2 separate regions of the Homo sapiens genome follow, and region 2 is linked to region 1. A link is an interaction called in ENCODE POLR2A ChIA-PET data of the cell type or tissue named here. Cell type or tissue: OCI-LY7. All regions are shown on one strand.

Region 1 (2,500 bases):
CCTCCCACCTCAGTCTCCCGAGTAGCTGGGATTACAGGCATGCACCACCTGTAAAAAAAAATTTAAAAAAAAAAAAAGATTTTTTTGTATTTTTAGTAGACGGGGTTTCACCATTTTGGCCAGGCTGGTCTCAAACTCCTGATCTCAAGTGATCTGCCCGCCTGGCCCTCCAAAGTACTGGGATTACAGGTATGAGCCACTGCACCCAGCTTCAAGGGTGTTCCTTTTGTGGTTAGTGCTTTTCGTGTTTACATTTCCCCAATGATCTCAAAGGTATCTACCAACAGTTGGTCGGTTGAGTCAGTATCTATATTAGTTTCCTAGGCTTAGTGTAACAAAACTACCAGAAATGGGTGGCCTAAACAACCAAAATTTGTCTCACAGTCCTGGAGGCTAGAAGTCCAAAATGAAAGTGTCAGCAAAGTTAGTTTCTTTTGAGAGCTCTGAAGGAAGGATCTGATTCAGGCCTCTGTACTCTTAGATGGTTGTCTACTTCCTATGTCTCTTTATATCCTCTTTCTAAATGTATCTCTGTGTCCAAATTTCCCCCTTTTTATAAGAACACCAGTAATATTGCATGCCCACCTTGAGGACATCACTTTAACTTGATTATTTCTGTAAAGACCCTTTAAATAAGGTCATATTCTGAAGAACAATGGGTTAGAACTTCAAATTATGAATTTGGTCAGGAGAGGGGACACAATCCATAACAGGGTTCATATGAGGCTTACATATTGTTTTAGGTTGTGTGTTTTTCTAATCCTCTCTTATAACAATCTGCCTATATTTCTGAGTTTTTTAAGTTTTGGGTTTTTCTACACATTTGCTACTGATTAGAAAAAGATATATGAAATTTCAGAGAAATTATGGAATTTCTGGAAGATGAAGTTATTACCAGAAGCCAATATAGGCCAGGCACAGTGGCTCACGCCTGTAACCCCAGTACTTTGGGAGGCGAAGGCAGGAGAATTGCTTGAGTCCAGGAGTTTGAGACCAGCCTGCGCAGCATAGTGAGATCCCATCTCTACGAAAAATTAAAAATTAGCTGGGCATGGTGGCTTGTACCTGTAGTCCCAGCTACTTGGAAGGTTGAAGTGAGAGGATTGCTTGAGCCTAGGACATCAAGGCTGCAGTGAGCCATGATCATTCCGCTGTACTCAGCCTGGGTGAAAGAGGGAGACCCTGTCTCAAAAAAAAAAAAAAAAAAAAAAAAAGCTAAATTGAGCTATCTACATTTTATTGCTAGGAAACCTACCAGTTTTTTTAAACACTAATATAAAACCTTAAGACTTAGATTTTTGTTTGTTTTAAACAGTAAATATATACCATTCTCCTAGGAAAGAATTACAACTCTTTATTCCTTTTTACTTTGCGTAGTATATAACATCTTAAGATGGCCTTTGGTGCTTTGGCTTGCTGTGGGATTGTATGTGAAACAGAAAACTAGGATAGAGAATTATGTAGAGTTTTACTTTGTTCATGTCTGTTGTTTAGCAAGATTTTACTTTTCCTTGTGTTTCAGTTGAGCTAGAATGAATAAGGCAAGAAAATAATGTCACTTGTTCTAAAAGAAGTGAACTTGTGGTTAGCTGGGGAGTTATGCACTGTAGTGAAGTAAGTCTAAGAGCCATTGGCAAGTATTGGGATAGATCCTCAGGTCCTCAAAACTTATTTGAGCAAGGCACATGAAAGAGAATTTCATGTTTTAAAAACAGGCTAATTTAGTTGGAAGCTGGTAATTTCTTTTTCTTCTTTTTTTTAGGGACAGGGTCTCACTTCGTTCTGTCACCCAGGCTGGAGTGCAATAGCGCAATCATGGCTCATTGCAGCCTCAACCTCCTGGTCTTAAGTGATCCTCCCACCTCAGCCTTCCGAGTAGCTAGGACCACAGGCATGTACCACTATGCCTGGCTAATTAAAACAAAAAATTTTTTTAGAGACAGGATGTCACCATGTTGCCCAGGCTGATCATGAACTCCTGGGCTCAAACAAATGATCCTCCCGCCTTGTCCTCCTCAAGTGCTGATATTAGAGGCATGAGCCACCACATCTGGCCAAAGCTGGTAATTTCTTTCTCAACCAGGAGGTTGAGGCTGAGACAGAGTCTTGCCCTGTCACCCAGGCTGGAATACAGTGGCGCAGTCTCGGCTCACTGCAACCTCCACCTCCCAGGTTCAAGCAATTCTCCTGCTTCAGCTCCCAAGTAGCTGGGATTACAGGTGCCTGCCACCACGCTTGGCTAATTTTTTTGTATTTTTGGTAGAGACGGGGTTTCGCCATGTTGGCCAGGCTGGTCTCAAACTCCTGACCTCAAGTGATCTACCTGCCTCGGCCTCTCAAAGTGCTGGGATTATAGGCATGAGCTACCATGCCTGGCCAAAGCTGGTAATTTCTTAATCATGAATTACTCATGTGAATGAAGTTTGGAATATTGCTAAATATAATTTAACTTTTTTTTTTATTTCATAATAGATTGTCTGAGTTTCCACATTTTCGAAAT
Region 2 (2,500 bases), 330 kb after region 1:
AAACTGGAGAAGTCACTTTTTGAGAGCTCGGTCCTCATGCCCCTCCCCTGCCCCCGTGACAATGGTAGCATTTACCAAGTGCTCTCAGCAGGTGCTGAGTGTTAAGTGCTTCACTTGCATGATGTAACATAATACTCAAAAGAGCTCTGGAAGGTAAGCATTTCTATCAGTATTTTACAGATGATAGGTTTAGGAAAAGGTTAGGGACCTTGACCAAGGTCTCACAACGCCTCTGTGTCAGAGCTGGAATTTGAACCCAGGTCTGATAACTCTCAGAGTGCAAACTCTTAACCACTAAGGACTTGTTCACTTCAGAGGGCTAATTAAGTGTGAAATCAAAAGCAATGAATAATCGCAATTATGCCACTTTTAATTTGAGTCTGTTGCATATACATAATTGGTCTTCCTCTATATTAAGAAGGATGCCCTATAAAAAATTAGAAATTCTGCCAACAAAAACCTCCTGAGGGAAACTAAGAACATCTACTAAATAAATAAATCAAGTGTCTTATTGAGAACACGGCAATACTGAGAGGCTTGGGTGTGGCCACCTGACAGATCTGGAGGAAACCTAGAGGCAAAATGTACCGAATATTCTATTGCACAACAGAATCTATCTGTGGAAAGCACCCCCTAAACGGAAGTATCTGTCAAAGTAAAAATAAATCAGGGTAACAGCATCTAAAAAATATATTGTGAGTGAGATGCATACTTCTCTCATTTACTATGGTACACGAATATACTTAGTTTAATTGTCTTGTTTAAAAAAGAAACAAACAACTTTTCAGCCCAATCTATAAAACTCTGACAAGGACTAACATCACCGTGCAGTCATGAAGCAGGGCGAGCCAGCTGAGGCTTTTGGTAGGGTCTTCTCTGCAATCTGCTTCTACTATGTGATGGGTCACCAGGAGCGCAGGCTCACTGAGGACTCTGCTTTGCATGATGAAGAAATCATCTGGATCTGTTCACAGAGACGGGTCATTCCACTCAAACTCATAAAAGCCAGGCTGACAGATTAACTGAAATGCTTATCAACCAATCTGAGAACCAGAATTTCCCAGAAGAGCAGAGGATTAGGATCAGATTATTCTGTTTTTTAAAAAATTAAAACATTTCCTGAGCACCTACTATGGGTCAGGATCTGTCGTAGGCACTTTTACATTAGTGGTTTCATTTAACTCTCACAACCGATCTTTGGTGTGAGTACTTTTTAAGTACATTTTAGATAGAGGCTGTGGCCTGGAGAGGCAGAGGAACTCTGCTGAGGTCATGCAGTTAGAGGAGCAGCAAAGCTCCCAGAAGAGCACAAGTGCCCCAGTGCTGAGGCTACGGGTCTCACTATGCGGAAAATCACAAAGTTCAGAAGGTGCTGGCAAGGGAGCCCAGTGGTCATAGGTTGCTGTCATCAAGCCTAAAGACTTAAAATGCACTGGTGACATATGGCTGCCAGTTGGGCTGTCATAATCAGGAACATCCCTAAAACTTTCAGGCTCCCCAACTCCTTTTGGTGACTGTCATACAGACCAGCAGCCAGCTGTTTGCTTTTGATATAAATGTGTTCTAATTTCTAAAATGTAAAGTTTAATTATCTACATTTATTTTATTTTATTTTTCCTGATAGAATGTCAGTAGACACACCATGAATTTGTATAGAATGTCAGTAGACACACCATGAATTTGTTTAAGTGTGGGTTAACTTATGGGAATTTTATACATAGCTAACTTCAGTCATTTTTCTGTTGATCTGTGATAGTTTCAGTTTCAAATGATATTTTCTGCCACTGTTCCTTGAAATTCAAATTTTGAGGGTGCTCATTATTTGGTACCCGGGCACTGATTTATTCATATCTATTAAAATACATATATAAAAACAAAAATAAAACACGAAGAAAAAAAGAAAAAAAATACATATACAAGTATACACGGTACAAAATTGTGTGCCATACTGTGTACTCATTCATGACCAAAAGACACTGATCATTTGTAAGCTTATTCTAGTAAACTGAATAAAATAATATAGCTAATATTTTATACTTACTTTTTCTGCTCCTACTGAAAAACTGGACATCTTAATAGTTACTTCATACTACCAATCTAGTAATAAGGTCTGGTGGCCCCAAAATGAAAAAAAAAAAAAAAAAAAGCGAAAGGGGACTGAGTATTTACGTTTTTTAGCATTGGATTAAAAAAAAATAAAAAACAACATCAGTTTCCAAAGGCTAGCTCTGAACATTTTGCCTCCTCTTGACCTTAAATTGTGGGCTCACCCTGGAGAATAAATCTTAATAGTGAATTATACATAGCAACTTTGAAGACAAATAATATTAGTGCAGCCTACCCGTAATTACTCTCTTTTTACAAAGTTTCCTAAGAAAACAGAGCCAAAATGCTTAAAATTTAAACAGAAACAGAGAGAGTAAATGGCTGTGAAACATACACATATAGAAATTTATATTGTATATTTACATTTGGTCTAAAAGCAACTTCTTAAAATTCA

What was found. Peaks named below come from ENCODE experiments on the same cell type or tissue, not always from the same donor. Only the 100,000 strongest peaks of a DNase experiment are listed, where the experiment ranks them.
Region 2: POLR2A ChIA-PET joins it to region 1 with 5 read pairs; 2 of 35 experiments call an interaction of 5 or more read pairs at or near these places.

What each region holds. Positions count from the first base shown.
Region 1 is chr6:89,859,654-89,862,153 of GRCh38, forward strand. It overlaps CASP8AP2 (caspase 8 associated protein 2), which reads left to right. Exons shown (of 10, transcript NM_012115.4): 7 at 2,473-2,500. Among named protein-coding and RNA genes, the nearest start is that of CASP8AP2, 31 kb to the left of the region's middle. In OCI-LY7, no CTCF peak of the experiment used is centred here; no DNase peak of the experiment used is centred here.
Region 2 is chr6:90,186,634-90,189,133 of GRCh38, forward strand. All of the region lies in intron 4 of BACH2 (BACH transcriptional regulator 2), which reads right to left. Among named protein-coding and RNA genes, the nearest start is that of BACH2, 110 kb to the right of the region's middle. In OCI-LY7, no CTCF peak of the experiment used is centred here; DNase peaks (open chromatin) are centred at 578, 918 and 1,308; H3K4me3 peaks cover 1,675 bases; H3K27ac peaks cover 1,427 bases.